Linked DNA regions of Homo sapiens: region 1 is linked to region 2. The links are chromatin loops, found by intact Hi-C in ENCODE. Cell type or tissue: endothelial cell of umbilical vein. All regions are shown on one strand.

Region 1 (8,000 bases), 330 kb after region 2:
AAACTCACTCTAAAAAAAAAAAAAAAAAAAAAAAAGGATCATTATCCCATTTTCCAGATAAGTACATGGAAGCTCAGCTAATGCAATAACTCCTGGAAGCCAACTCTTCACAGGTGGGAGAGCCAGGGTTTCCATTAAGCCAGACCACACCTAAGCTTTACGCTCCAAATACCTTGAATGAACATTTACAGACAAAAATTAAAGATAGCATACGGATAAATAGAAAAACACCAGTGGTGGAATAATAATTTACCACTCTGGTTTCATAAAAAATAGAAATAGACAAAAAAATATGTCTCAATATAGAAGACGTAAGTTACATAATTACTAGGGTGAATATAATTAACGTATGTCTAATTCTTCATCATGAAAACAGAAAATGTACATATTCAGGTGTTCATGCCACAATTTAAAAAACTGACCTTTTATTAGGCCATAAGAAAAACCTCACTAAATAACCAAAGAGTAGCAATGCTATCTACAGTACTTTGAAAAATTTTCAAAAACAAAATTAGCAAGTAAAATTAATTTGAAAAGATTTTCATGAGGAAATTTAAGGCTCTTCCATTAACACCACTTTGGTCAAAGAGTAAATCAAAGTCTCAATACTTACATGCAAAACATTAAGTGATTAGCAAGTATAAATGGCAATAGGTTTTTTTATTCAACTCAATAAATTAGAAAGCTAAAAAAATAAAATTAAGGAAAGCAGAACAAAATAATTAACAAAGATAAAGGCAGAAATTAATTGATAAGGAACAAAAAACTGTAGGACTAAATAAATCCAAGGGTTGCTTTTAGAATATTATATAACAGCAATAGCAAAAATGATGAACTATTAAGATTATCTAACAATAAAGAAGTAACCACTGAAGTAAGGGGAAAGGAAAAGAAAGATCAAATCATAAATTTTCCAGAATTTAAAGATCTGGAAAAGATAAAACTGTACATTACCCAAACTGACCCTATTAAAGAGAAAATATTCCAAATAGACCAGTTAATATGGAACAGATGAAGCTCTCAGAGAACTAACATTCCTCCTGACAAAAGAGCACCAAGCCCTGTATGTTTAACAGATTTCTAACAAATCTTTGAGAAACAGATTACTTGAATATTAAATGTTTCTGTGAACAGGAGACATAAAAGGAGGAGGAGGAGGAGACAGGAGGAAGAGGGAGAAGGGAGAAGGGGAGGAAAAGTTCCAAATGCTTTTGTAAAGCTAGCAACACATAAAACTGAAACCCAATGAAGAGGCAAGAAGAAGAAATCTGTGGGTCACCTGCACTTTTAAATAATTATATTAAATTTCTTGATATATATTAGCAAATACAATCCAATCCCATCCAAAGACAACCACCATAGGCAGGTGGAGTTCCTCCCAGAAATGCAAGGTGATTTGATATTAGAAAACCTACCAATACAATTTACCATTTGAGTGGACACAAAGGTAAATCTGTGTAATCCTTCTGTAAGAGCAGGAAAACTCTTTGATAAAATCACAGATCTATTCTTGATTTAAAACTCTTACTGCAATAGAGATGGACAAGAGTGTACATTTTTTTTTCTATTCACAAACTTTTAATTTTAGACCTTTCTTAGACTGGAAAAAAAGATCTCCCAGAGGAAAATCTCACCTACTTGCTGGGCAGTGCAGGCAATAGTGACAGTCAGCCACCATGCTGCTCTTCATCCAAGGTATACATGTGACATGGTGCTTAGATTTGCAGCTTTCACAAATATATTAACCTTTTGTTTAATAAGGCATAAGCAGGTGAAAGATTTGAAATTGTTAATAGGAAAATGGTTATAATTATTATGGAGATGAAAGAAGAGGTAACTTAAAATGAAATTGGGAGAAAATAGGCAACATTTTGCATGCAGATAGGATAAATCTCTCAAAATCATCAGGCATGATTCTGGAGGACAAAGAATGAATAACCCATATGTGAAAAATACATAAGCAATGGATAATAATCAGGCAGAGATGAAGAAAAGTTAGTAGTCCCATTTTTAAATGTACTAGCCTGCTGTGATTTCAGAAGAAAGCTAGGAATGTTTCCAGAATTCAAAGGCCACAGATGATTTCATGGGCCTAGTACCCTTTTAAGTTCAGTATGACTGAGGTATAAAGTGGGCAAGAATTCACCTACTGTATTAGTCCGATTTCACGCTACTATAAAGAAATACCCCAAACTGCGTAATTTATAAACAAAGGAGGTTTAATTGACTCACAGTTCTGCATGGCTGGGGAGGCCTCAGGAAACTTACAGTCATGGTGGAAGGCAAAGGGGAAGCAAGAACGTTTCTCACATGGTGGCAGGAGAGAGAAGAGTGAGTGAAGGAGGAACTTGCCAAACACTTATAAACAATCAGATCCCCTGAGAACTCACTCACTATCATGAGAACAGCATAGGGGAAACCACCCCCATGATCCAATCACCTCCCACCAGGTTCCTCCCTCAGCACCTGGGGATTACAATTCAAGAGGAGATTTGGGTGGGGACAAAAAGCCTAACCATATCACCTATATGGTAGCTAGTAAAAACCTCACAGCAATGCTCATCGAGGAAATAGATTTTCAAGGTAAGTAAAATGGTCCTATATGGAAAATAAAGCCCAAGGGCATATATTTTATGTATATTCTTTTTAAAGCTTTAAAATGAAATCATCTTCCTATTTGGTGGAAATATATCTAGGGAATACAAACTTAATAAATAAATGGGCTTACATTTTATCAAACCGCAGGGCTCTATATTAGCAACTTTAGAGAAGAAAGTAAGTCTTGTTCAGCTCTGACTCTCTTACCCTGTTTCTTGCCCAGTGCTTCACATAGCAGCAGGTTACAGAAGAGTTCTGTGAACCGTCCGAAGAATTAAGTCACCCACTTATTAACAGCTGCATCTACAGAGCTCTCTATGGTTGCAGAATACTTTTTCCATCGCTATCTCCATCTGGCCTACAGGAGAGCCTTGTGAGAGGGCATAGAAAGGTGACAGTCCTGCTTTAATAATAAGAAACGTGGACAAAGGCATGAAGTGAATCACCCAAGACCACCCGGCTGGTTAATGGCACAGACCCAGAAGCAAAACCTAAGGTCTTCTCACTTTTTCCTTCCAATTTCCAGTTGACTACAAGACTGCACACTGCCCCTTGATCCCAACCTAGTGGCTGGGCCAAGCCCCTCAGCGTGAGAATGGTCTGGAATCACTCATGTTGCTGGGCCAGAAATTTTTTACTTGTGATAAGACTTTGCTTTGCAGTGCAAAAGTCTCACCCTTAAGATAAATAACCAAATATCTCTGACACCTTTTACTGAATAGCATCTGGCATTTGATAAGTGCCAGATTAAGTGTCTTTGCTGAAGTGTATGCGACCTGTACATGTAACAAAATTGCACCTGTACTCCACAGATGTAAATTTTTAAGAAATTAATGGAAAAAATAAAAAATGAGTTCTCTCAACACAAAGAAATGATAAATGTTGGAGACGATGGATAAGCTAATTAACCTTGTCTGATCCCTACACATTATATGTATTGAAACATCACTATGTATCCTGTGAATATTTACAATTATTTATCCATTAAAAAATAAAATTAGAATAAAAAGAGAAACAAAACAAAGACTAAAAAATAGAGGTCTTCTTGTTATCCAAGTGTGGATTGGCGATCAGGTTAGATATTAAGACAGTATACTAATCATAAGAAATACTAAGCCCAACTTTGTTTTTCAATTAATGGCATCCTTAATGAATTTGTGTTATTATCCATATTTTATGGGTGTGGAGCACATAACTTGAGCAAGAAACTCCACCTGAACCTACAGGTCAGCGAGGTAGAAGTTGCCCAAGGTCTCATAGGCATTAAATGTCAAAGGCAATGAGAACAGAAATCCTAGCTCAAATAGCCCATCCAAGGATTAAATGGTATAAATTACTAAAAACACTTTTCTAGGAGAAATTTCGATACTTGCTTTATTTTTCTCTTATTCTCATCATCCTGGAGGATAGGGCAAAGATAAAAACGTTCCTGGTGAGGCCCTTGAGAATCAGTGTGGCTGAGTGGCACGCCTGGGCTGCATGCAGATGACTGGCAGAACAGGGGCCAGAACCACCTGCTAGGAGGATGTGCCTTTGGGGGCTCCTTCTCTTTCTACTATGAAGAAAGGAGTCTATAAGGAGAAATTGTCTGAGTTAAAGCAAATCTCCTGTCCTTAAGAACAAATGCAGACTCTTGAGTCCTGCATTTAAGGACTCCCAAGATGAAGGCTGAAGCTGATGTGATGGGGGCCTCTTGAATCGGGTGAGTCCATCTGGGATGTAGGAAGAAATAGACCAGAGTGCATGGGATGGGGAGCTAGGGGGTGCTTCTCCACACCCCAGGGCAGCCTGTGGCCCCTCCCACTGGCTGTGATGCCTGCTGGGCCCAGGGCAGGACAAGTGGCTCCAGAGCTCTGGTGGAGGACGGTGGGGCACATAAGGCCAGCTGGGCTGGCTGTAGCCACGTGGTCTTTCTGAAACTGCACACCTGCTTTCTCTGTCTAAGCTGCCCTGTCTAATTCTGGTTAATCTCACGGTGGAGAGAGGGAGGGAGAAAATCACAAGTTGAAGAAGGCTGAGTAGGCATAGGGTGGAAGAGCTCAAGGCAGACACAAAAATCCATCACTCACACGCAAAACAAAAAGACCCAAACCAAAACAAACAACAAACAAAATGGTAACAAAAGACAGCAAAGCACGCGCACCTAGAAACTGGTTAAACGCGGTGCTCGCGCGCCACCTGCTGACCGAATCGTGGCGCTGCATGCTGGCCGTCCCTTCCTGCCCCTTAGCCTCGGCGTCCTGCGCACTTCAGCATCCCCAACCAATCTGGCGGCACTCAGGATCCTCCAAGTCCAATCCAGTTGCCAGAAAGTCTTTCTAAATCATAGAAATTTAAATTTCACTCCCAATTTTAAATCTGCCAGTGGTCTCCATTTCATATAGGGGCCAGTTCAAATTCCTTAAGCATGGCTCACAAGGACATCAAACTGTTAGGTCAGTAGCTGGTCAGGCAGAGCAGGACAGAGAGGGCCCCCACCCCACCATGAGGGGCGGGCGACCATCAGGTGGTGGTCAGGCGGTTGGTTAGCTGTCTCTCTAAAATAATAATTGTTTGCAGCCGGCGCCAGGGAACGGCATCTCCCAATAGATAGAAACACCTGAAGCCCGCAGCTTTCAGATAGATCTCCTCCGGCGTGAGGTGAGTGGGCTCAACACATGCGCACTAAGAGGCAAAATGGCAGAGTGTGAGTGGCATATGACCTCCTAGGGACATTCGGCTGGTAAGGGAAGAACGCCTCAAGGGAGCATGGGTACGACTCCAGTAAACACACTGCGCATGCGCCCCTCCCAAGCGCCAGCAGCCCACCATGCATGCGTGCAGTCCACCCCAAGGGGAGAATCAGGGGAGAAGGGACGCAAGACCCCGGAGGCATGCCAACATATAAAACCCCAAGTCAAAGGGTCAAACCCTGCACTAGTCCTTCAAGTCTCCTGCTTGGCCCTCTTCCAAGTGTACTTTCCTTCTTTTCATTCCTGCTCTAAAGCTTTTTAAGAAACCTCCACTCCTGCTCAGAAACTTGCCTCAGTCTCTCCCTTGCCTAATGCTCCTCAGATGAGTTCTTTCTTCCGAGGAGGCAAGGAATGAGGTTGCTGCAGACTGGTCCGGAGTTGCTGCTGCTAACATACTTTGGTGCCCTGTGACTCAGAGACCTTCCGCTGCTAACAAAACCTGGCCCCAGTCTGTGCCTCCTAAATGGCTTACCCCAGGGTCCTTTTGCTAAACCACCATGCCTCTCTCTAGGGTCGGTTCAAAGCCACCTCCCTCCTTCTCCTTGGAGGAAAGCTTGTCCTCCCCGGCCTTTTCCAGCCCTGTGCCCCATTCTGGGGACTCCATGCCTAGTACCTGGCCCCTTTCCTGCCTCATCATCCTGCTAATCTCTGAGATCCTACAGGGAAGTATCTTATTTATTCCTCAGAACAGGGAACACAGTGCCTGAAACATCAGAAGCTTCCCATCCAATGTCTCAATATTTGCTAAGTAAATGCTGAGGCTTTTACCAGCTAAAAATTCAAAGGTTTTCAATCGTTGGATGTCTTTCACGGGAAAAAGTGATGGTGAAGAGCCAGGATCTGCCGCTCACTTAAAATTCACCACGTGGGCCGGGCACGGTGGCTCACGCCTGTAATCCCGGCACTTTGGGAGGCTGAGATGGGTGGATCACTTGAGGTCAGGCGGTCAAGACATGCCTGGCAAACATGGTGAAACCCTGTCTCTACTAAAAATACAAAAATTAGCTGGGCATGGTGGCACATGCCTGTGATCCCAGCTACTCAGGTGGCTGAGGCGGGAGAATCACTTGGACTCAGGAGGCGGAGGTTGCAGTGAGACAAGATCGTGCCACTGCACTCCAGCCTGGGTGACAGAGCAACACTTTGTCTCAAAAAAAAAAAAATTACCACTTGGACTTAGGAGACGCTTCCTCCTGAGCCCTGTGTATGAGGTGACCAGCTGCCCCCAGATATTCTACTGCCCCGTCTGGGGAATCTACTGACCGGCACAGAAGAGGCACCAAACACCTGCTCATACCCGGGAAGGATAAGGCAGCATGAAGCGAAGTTCTATTTGACAGGCCCTGCCACCCCCAGGACAGCCTTAATAGTGTGTGTCCCTGAGCAATGTTTCCCCCCCAGCCTCCTCTCCCTGCAGCAGGGCCCTGCCCTCCCTCCTCACAGGGTTTCTTTGCTCATTGAGCTTGTCTCCTCTTTGCCCCACCCAAATGCACTCATCTCCATCCATGAAACTAAATGCTTTCACATGGAAAAATTCAGATAGGTCTCAAAGTATAAACTAATCTTCCCAGAGCTATGTTGCCAACCCAGGTGTCTCCCCTGAAGCCTAGAATCTGAGTCAACTGGTCACTTTTCCACTTGGATATTCTGCAGCACCTTGAACTCCCTGGGGCAAACCTACACTTGCCAGTTTCCTGCTCCCTTAAAATACGCTCCATCTTCTGAGTCCTGCACACCAAGTGGAGGCCCCACCATCGTCCAGGTGCCCAGGACAGAAATGTGGGATTCATCATCAGTTAGTCACTATGTCCCACTGATTCTGCCTTCTAAGTGTATCCTGAAAGAACACACTTCCTTCCGTCACACAACCCCCTACTCAGGCCACTGGTATCTGCTCTGGATTATTGCTCAGCATCTATGTTAGTGTCACCGGCAGCGAATCCGTATCTTACGGGTCTGCAGCAACCTCAATTCTTGCCTCCTCAGAAGAAAGAATTCAACTGAGGGGCATAAGGCAGAAGGAGAGAACAAGGCAAGTTTTAGAGCAGGAGTGAAAGTTGATTAAAAAGCTTTAGAGCAGGAACACAAGGAAGGAAAGTACACTTGGAAGAGGCCCAAGCAGGTAACTTGAAGGACAAGTGCAGGGTTTGACCTTTTGACTTGGGCTTGTATATGTTGGCATGCTTCCGGGGTCTTGTGTCCCTTCTCCCGATTCATCCCTTGGGGCGGGCTGTCTGCACGCACAGTGGCCTGCCAGCAGTTGGGAGTGGAGCGTGTGCTATGTGTTTCCTGGAGCTGTATGCATGCTTATTTGAGGCATTCTTTCCTTACCAGACTAGCATTCCTACAGGAAGGTCATACAACAGTTAAACTCCATCACTTTGCCTCTTAATGCACATGCTTGAGCTCACTCGCCCACTTCCTGAGATCTTATTGGGAAGCTGCTGATCACCAGTTTTAGGTGTTTTCTTTTTATTTGGAGACGGCCTTTCCCTGGTGCCAGCTGTGACCAATTATTACTTTAGCGAGACACTTTACAACCGCCTGACCGTCACCTGACCGTCACCAGACACTCCTGGTGTGTGGGTGGGGAGCCCTCCCCTGCCCTGCTCATGCCTGACTAGCTACCTACTGTAACATTAGGACACGGCAGATGCAGTGATCAGAACC
Region 2 (8,000 bases):
GTTCACTTTGAGCAATCAATAAGGCTTTCAGAGACCAGGACAGAAAAAAACAGTTCCGGAGAGAGGGCAGCGAGAGCGGCCAGCCCCAGCCGCGCTCCTGCAGCCGGGCTGCGCCTGCCACTCGCAGGCCTGCAGCCCATCCCAGGACGCAAGGAGCGGCTGGGCTAGCCCAGAAGTCTAGGGCTGACCGGGGTGAACTGAGAGATGGACTCATTGCGAGTGCCTGGCTGTTCCATACACCCCACTCCACCTCTTGCCCACAGTGACCTCCTCCCTAGGGCGCATGAAGCCCTTGCACCCCGCGCTTAGTCTCCAGCCCACGCTGCTCTGTGACACGGCTGGGGTCTCCACCTCACTCTCTGTGTCAGGGTGTGCACTTCCTTCTCCCTTTGGGTCCCCTTGCTCTCTGAACAGTCCTTAAAAGCACGCTCAGTCCCCTCCTGCCGCTCTTGCTGAGTCCCAGCCTCAGGGCTCCACGTAGAATCAGGCAACCCCTGCTGGTCTGTCTTTCTGTTGACTTTTGACAAGCCTCCACCATGGTTCCTATCACTAATCAACTGTGTGTCCACCACCCAGCCTTCCTCAGACCTTGTGCAGTCTGCTAGGAATCCGCACGCCACCACCCTGACCTTAGGGAGTTGGCAGAGGAGGGCAAATGCAACTATCTGGTGACCTAATCGAGGCAGGGGCCACCCAGGGCAGTCTCTTTAGGACAGTGGAGAAAAGAGAAATACAACTGTTTACTGCCTGGCTGCAGCACCCTGCGCTGTATCCTTTCAGGACGCCTGTAACACCCCTGGCTTACCTGCAGTAGACAATTCACCGTGTTGTTCCTTCTAGACTGCAATATGGGGCATGTCATTTTTGTGTCCGACACTCCCTTTAAACCTGCTTGGTGGGCTAGTTCCTCCTTTTGTCCCTAGATGAAATTTAAGGTAGGCTTCAATACTTTTTTGTTGTTGTTTTTTTGGACATGTAAAAAATCAGGTTACTTGATATCACAAAAACAATATAGCAGATAAGTAACAGTTCATTCCCATGTATTAATCCAACTTGAAAACTTGATTGAAGCTGAGACTTCTTTCTCCAACCACACCTGAAGCCTTGGTTGGCTTCTTCAGCCCCTCTCTGCCTAGGGCTGCTAAGGTCCTCTGCTCTGCTATGACTGTAATACCTGACTCCACCAGAACTGGGATTTGGAACACTAGGGAGTTGAGAGTTCTTACTTGACAACTTCCGTGCTCAGTGGGCATCCACACACGGGGCAGCAGGTGTGTAAAGGGACTCTTCCTCTCTTGGGATGCTTTTGTGGGGTCTCCCAGTCTCCCCTTACCACGGAGGGTGAACACTCGGAGTTCCCTTGATGTGGGAATGCAGCTTTTGTGTATCAATCAGAATCCAGACTGGAAAGCAGAAACATACTGGTTATCTTAACAGAGAGAATTGAATTTAGGGAAGGGGTTAGACAGGCATAGCAAGAAATGACCTGCTCGAAGTCTGGGGGAACAAAGGAAAGAAGTTGTGTTGGGAGAATCTGGGAGCTGAGAGGAGCCTCACAGAGCCAAGCCCCACAGGAATGGAATGTGTGCTGCTGCTGGTGCTGATAGTTCTAGGATCTGGAGAAGTCAGGGAGCTGGGACTCAGCTTCTGATGTGGGAGTGCTATTGAGGAGGGAGAATGGTTATAGAAATGTTAAAAAACCCAGACACTGAACTGAAATCCGACTCAAGAAGCACTACAGGGCAAGCGGTATTGCTCGGATGCTGCTGGCATAAGCAGTGCGCAAAGAGAAGGGTGGTGTCCCCTTTCCCTCCTCCAGCCTTACTGTTTCCCTTAGTAGCACATAGGCAGAACTGATCAGGGAGCCCTGGCAAAGGGGAAAGGTGGTTTGGCCTCTCCCAGCCTTCCCACCGTGACAAGGCTAAGCAGTGAAGGTTGAGTTTGGAGCTGAGAAACTAGCTTAATAATCAGAGCACCATGCCTGGTGGTCACTTATTTCCTTCCTCAGAACCTCGGCATCTGGGTATGCTTTGATCAAGGTCTTCTTGCCCTAGTAAGGGTCTCTCTTTGACGGGAGTTACTCTAGCACACTTTTGCTCCCGTGTTCATGGCTCACGTCTGTTCCGCGGGGAAAAATCCCACGTGCTTCCTCAAAGGTCAGCCTCCTCCACTCAGCGGTCCCACGGCTGCCTCCCACTTCTCACCCTCCCAGTATTTGCGGAGCGAGCCAGACGTGACTTCACTGTGTCCACCAAAATACAACCACAATATCTGGCTCGTGAGTGATTTCTTTAAAGTGCCTTTTCTTTGACTGGGGATGACAAGGGAGAGCATCTTCATTCTTTGTAGTTCATCAAAACTCATCTGAGGAAAATCTTGCTCCAGCTCTGGCTTCCTTCAAACCTTTCATATCATCAGATGGGTGAGGGGTGATGAGCTGTGCAATTGGTCTTCTCTTCCTCTTTCTAAATCCAGCCTCAAGATCTTGCACCTCGTTGTGGAGTAAGACATCTGTTGATTTATTAGTTCCTCAACTGAAATTTCCATTTTATCATTCTGTTAAATTTTAATTAATAAATTCCAAATTAGAGGAAAATATTATATGTCTTACAAAAATGCCATTTATACCTTCTCTTCCTTACCATGTATGAAGCTTTATCAAGATAACAAAAAGGAAAAGACATCATCGTTTCCCATGGTGTTTTTGTGACCTAAAGGGAAAGTAGAAATACAAAGAAATCATTAGAATGCAGGATGCGCAAAGTTGGGAGGAGCTATGTGGAAGAATGCACAGATGAAGGAACTTTGGAGTTAGGTTTTAAACAAAAAATTTGCTGGCTAGAGAAAGAGCTACAGGGAGCTAGAGAAAGAGCTACGTCCGTCCCTGTCTTTCCAGGCAGGGATGGGAGTACTTACAATGACTTGGGGCTGTAAAATAGAAGATGTCAAAGGCAAAGAAGAAATATGACAGTGATTCCACTGCACTCGGTCATATATACCAAGCAGCTTGCTTGGGTTTTGGAGGTAATGATGAACTAAAATCAAGTCTTGATGACTCACTGGGTGTGATAATTGAGGGGCAAAAAAAGTCAAATAAATCACGAAAATATTTTATATCACAAAATTGGCTTTATAGCCTTGCCAATGGCTAGATATTAGGGAGATTGGAAGGCTGGTGATAAGATGTCCCAGATGATGGGTCTGTGATGCCTGTGGGGCCTGTGGGTGGAGACATTCAGCATCAGTGCGATAAGTCCAGAAGTCCGGTGAGAGCCCAGGCTGAAAGGAGAGCTGGACACATTGCCTCACCGCTTTCAGTTTGCTTTGCTCTCCATCTCATGACACAAAGCCATGAAAAAATGGGTATTCGAATATGACTTTTGAAACCACTGATACATAAAATAGACACATCTCTTATGTGCATGCTCATTTGAAATAAAGCTGCATAGGTGATAGATAAACCTTAGAATATTTGGTCCAAATGGATATTTAAGAGACCACTGAGGAAGACTATTTCTAAAGACATTTCACCTCTCCCCACCCCAAGCAACACCTTAATTACAGCCACACAAAAATGCATTCAAAATCCAAATTTTGTTGCAACACAGTGCCATCTAGTGTTCAATCCGACTAATACCAAGAGACAATTCCCCAGGGATGCATTGAAGCTCATTCGGACTGAAAACCTGACCCGGGTGTTAAAGGAAAAGTTTTAGATGAAAAGCAAAGTCTCATTGTCTAGTCTTCCTTCTAGTGAGTGGTAATGCTCTGTATGTGTTTAGACATAAAGAAGCAGATGTGTTCATCAAGTTTGATTCGGAAGTCGTGCTTTTAACCTAGAGCCATGCACCTTCCTCATCTGATGAAAGTCTTCCTGGCATATTTGCTTTTGAATAAGATTTTTAGTTAATTATAATATAATTATTAGAATTTGGATTATCCATTTTAATTATAGTCATTAAAATTTTATGTAAATATAATTACCCCAAATATTATGTTGGCTTGAAATTGCAAGATTGGTTTGCAGATAGTTGTATTCTCAACTGCTAGACTCAGAAGGGCAGAGGCAAGAAACGTACCTATTTGTCTTAGCGGATTTTCACATCTGGAACAGCATTGCAGAAGTGTGTAGCTTGGTGTGGGAGCCTTCCCCAGGACGAGCGTAACCTGTGTTCTTGCCCCAGTGTTGTCATTAACCTGCCGTATGACCTACAGCAAGACGCTTAAGCCTGTGAGCCGTGTCTGTAACTTAGGAATAAAACAGGGTGATCTTTCTCATGTGCTTACCATAAACTCGATGATATGCTTCCTTTATTTTATTTTGTCAATCTTCACTACTTCACTTTGCTATACATGTTATGTTCCTTGTTTTATAAATGAAGAAATTAAATTCAGAGAGGAGAAAGTGAATATGCAGGCGGTCAGCTTGTCCGTGGCAGACCTGGTGGGGTGAGCCAGGGTGACCTGTGTCCAAGGGGACCCTGTCTTTGTATGCATCGCAGATATCATATACATCGCATCATTTAAATTCGAGGTACAGTAAAGCATCATTCAGTAGAGCCTGAAAGTTTCTTCACAGAAGCAAATGTTAAGAGGATTTCATAGATCTACCCCTATCTATGTCTATTTCTGTATCTCTATCTGCCTCTATTTCTATTGATTATCATTTACCAAGCTAGGCATCTACCTATCTACGTATTATCTCTGCCCACATTCATCTATCTATTCGTCTATAAGCTATATCTGTATTATATAGCTATCGATCTGTTTATCTGCTTATCTATCCATCTATCTATCATCTGCCTATCCCCAAGAAGCAATTGGTTCAAGGAAAAATATGTTATTAATAGTGATGCCAACATTAGATGATTTGGGTTTGGCAGTCTCCGCAAAGGAATGCTAATCTTAAGAACTTTATTTAAATACCCCATTTCATGTTTCAGCTCATGGCAACCTTACAGTTTAGATATTGATATTTACTACTGTCCAGATAAAAGGCTGATAATACCTGCTTTCTAACTTTCCTGTGATAGAATTCTGTCTGGAATTAAAATAAAATCAAGCTGTTATTCTTCAAGACCTCACGTTAGTAAAGGTTTTTATGAGTTTGTACTACCCAACTTTTGTGACTGTGAAGGGAGTGGGTTTTCTCATGTGCTGCTGGTGTGGGTATAAATGGGGCAGCCTGAGAGTAGAAATCTGATGTTATTGTTCGTGTCTGCAAATCTGCATCCCCTGTCTCAACAGTCTGACTTTTTATTCTACAATTTTTTTCTACTCATGCAAGTACAAATACTTGTATTCACTGCATTATTTATTGCAGTATTTAAAATACTAACTTTGAAGACAATGCGATTGCCCAGCCAAAGAATAATATTAAATAATGTAGAGTCCATCCATATAACACCATGCAATCTATGTAACTGTTACAAAATTATGCTATATTTGTGTGTACCGTCATATAAGGAGATCTAAGACATAATCTTCAGTGAAAAACTGCAAGTTGCAAACCTATATATTGAAAGCATATGTGCATGTGTGTTAACCACATTTACAGAGTGGTTATTATGTTCCAGACATTGGTCATAGAAGTTTACAAATATTAACTCATTTAATTATCATAATAGCACTATGAAGAAGGAGCCATCATTAATCCTCTAGATAAGGAAACTGTGACGTGGAAATGTTAAATAACTTGCCAAATGTACCTCTCTCTCTCTCTCTCTTTCTCTCTCTCTCTCTTTGTCCCTCTCCCTGTCCCTCTTCCTACCTCTGTCTCTACTTCCACATTCGCGTATGCAATGGTGTCTACATAGGTAGCAACATTTTTTCTTTTCTTTTCTTTTTTGAAATGGAGTTTTGTTCTTGTTGCCCAGGCTGAAGTGCAATGGCATGATCTCGGCTCACCATAATCTGTGCCTCCCGGGTTCAAGCAATTCTCCTGCCTCAGCCTCCCAAGTAGCTAGGATTACAGGCATGTGCCACCATGCCTAGCTAATTTTTGTATTTTTAGTAGAGATGGGGTTTCTCCATGTTGGTCAGGCTGGTCTTGAACTCCTGACCTCAGGTGATCCTGCTGCCTCAGCCTCCCAAAGTGCTGGGATTACAGACGTGAGCCACCATGCCTGGCCTCGAAGGTAGCAACCTTTTAGTCAGTTAACTAGTTAACCTAGGAGAGTGAGATGAATTGAGATGGAAGGAAACATTTATTCCTCTATATATCTGGAAGTTGCTTATTTCAGATATATAAACAAATGAGTGTCATCTTCCCTCTCTGGTGTGGGATACTGGGTCTGTACTGAGCAACTTTCCCAGGTCCTTCAGCAGATCTGAGGCAGCTTGTGAAGGTGGAGGTTGTGTACCCCTCCCAAAATCTGGACTAGAAACAAAAGCAGTCGGCATTTGAAACCTTCCAGACAGCATGCCAACTTTGCCATCTGCTCGCCCAGTAGACAACGTGCGTAGGTCTTCCTTCCAATACTAGATCAGAACCCTGAGCTCTTCCAGAGCTTTCTTTCAACTACCTTCTCTGTTGTGTGTATCAAAAGCTAGACTTGGACAAGGAGATTTTAAGAAAACTAACCCCAGTCACTAGTTCTCCAATCATTCAGAGCTGTGAGAATGATTTGGAAAGTTTTTCTAAAAAATAAAATAAAATACACATTCCCATGTTCAATCTTCCATTCAAATTCAGTTAAATTAAGATAAGACCCCAGAATCAATATTTTTGGAACGTTTCCCAGGTGACACTGAAGGGCAGTCAAGTTTAAGAACCAAATGATGCTGTGAACTACATGATGTGTAGGAAGGTTCTAGTTCAAAGAAACTGGCTTTTTATAAAAGACGTAAGGGGCCTATGAGGCCTATGGGGTCTATCTGAAGGAAGAGAAATAACCATGACCTGGAGATACATAGAACAATTCCCAGATCCCTAACAAAATGGCCTGGTAGAAGAGCAGGATGTAGGGTCCCATGAAAGCAGGCTAGGGAGCGAAACAAAGTCGGGACAGTAGGCAACAATTCAAGCTTCACATAAAGGGTAACCATAACTGGTAAAGTGAAGGTTACTTCGGACCCAGCGCTTACCTCCAGTGAGATGAGAATCAGTGCATGGGCATTTTGACTCACTGTAGGACGCTGTGGTTTAGGATCCCTTTGTCCAAATTTAGGAAGATGGATGTCAAACTGGGGAAAGAGATCTTTCTTTTCCTTGCTCTGATTCTTCTGGGTAAAGACCAAGACTTTGAGTATTTCTCACATCTTTTTCGTTCTGTTGCCTAGGCACAGGATCATGGCTCTTTGCAACCTTGACCTCCTGGGCTCAAGTGATCCTCTCAGCTCAGCTTGCGGAGTAGTTAGGACTAAGGCATGCACCAACACATCTGGCTAATTATTTTTCTTAATTTTTTGTAGAGATGGGGGTTATTACTATGTTGCCCGGGCTGGTTTTGAATTCCTGGGCTCGAGGGATCTGCCCACCTTGGCCCCCCAAAGTGCTGGGATTATGGGTGTGAGCCACCGTGCTGGCCTCCCAGCATCTTTCCTCTCGCATAGGAGCCTAAGATTAGCTGGAACAAGACTTTGTCTGTGTGAAAGAGATCCAGACTGATTCTCTGGAATTCTTCAACAGTCGATTGTTGGATTTCTTGCCCTGCCAATGGCTAACATCCAACCAGGCCACTGGGTGAACTGCTCTGTGGTGGGCAGGAAGTAAGATGGGTGCAGAAATTATCAACTCTTCTTTATCTTGCCTGTCTCATGGTAGAAATAAGGAATTGATCCCCCTATCAGTGCCCTTTCTGAATATTCAATTTGGCAGGAACTCAATTATGTTTCTTTCTGATCCCTAACCTTAGAAAGAAGTGCCAAGGAGCTAAAAAATAAAAATAAAAATAAAATCAACAACTCACCTCCAAGACAAAAGGGATTACTATGCACAGGTCCTATGTCTAAATGAGGTTGCTGAGGTGTTGACCATATGAAAGGAAGTTTCCAACTCC

Evidence for each region. Peaks named below come from ENCODE experiments on the same cell type or tissue, not always from the same donor. Only the 100,000 strongest peaks of a DNase experiment are listed, where the experiment ranks them.
Region 1: it touches region 2 in a loop (18-fold over the local background); 9 of 110 quality-filtered maps call a loop at or near these places.

What each region holds. Positions count from the first base shown.
Region 1 is chr2:7,094,210-7,102,209 of GRCh38, reverse strand. No RefSeq gene overlaps it. Among named protein-coding and RNA genes, the nearest start is that of GRASLND, 180 kb to the right of the region's middle. RefSeq lists an enhancer at 4,575-4,704. In endothelial cell of umbilical vein, a CTCF peak has its summit at 4,776 (motif pointing left); a DNase peak (open chromatin) is centred at 4,769.
Region 2 is chr2:7,423,099-7,431,098 of GRCh38, reverse strand. It overlaps LOC100506274 (a long non-coding RNA gene), which reads right to left. Exons shown (of 6, transcript NR_038432.1): 2 at 4,080-4,248; 3 at 2,643-2,711; 4 at 806-919. Among named protein-coding and RNA genes, the nearest start is that of LINC01871, 300 kb to the left of the region's middle. RefSeq lists enhancers at 1-279, 280-1,013. In endothelial cell of umbilical vein, a CTCF peak has its summit at 3,606 (motif pointing left); a DNase peak (open chromatin) is centred at 3,618.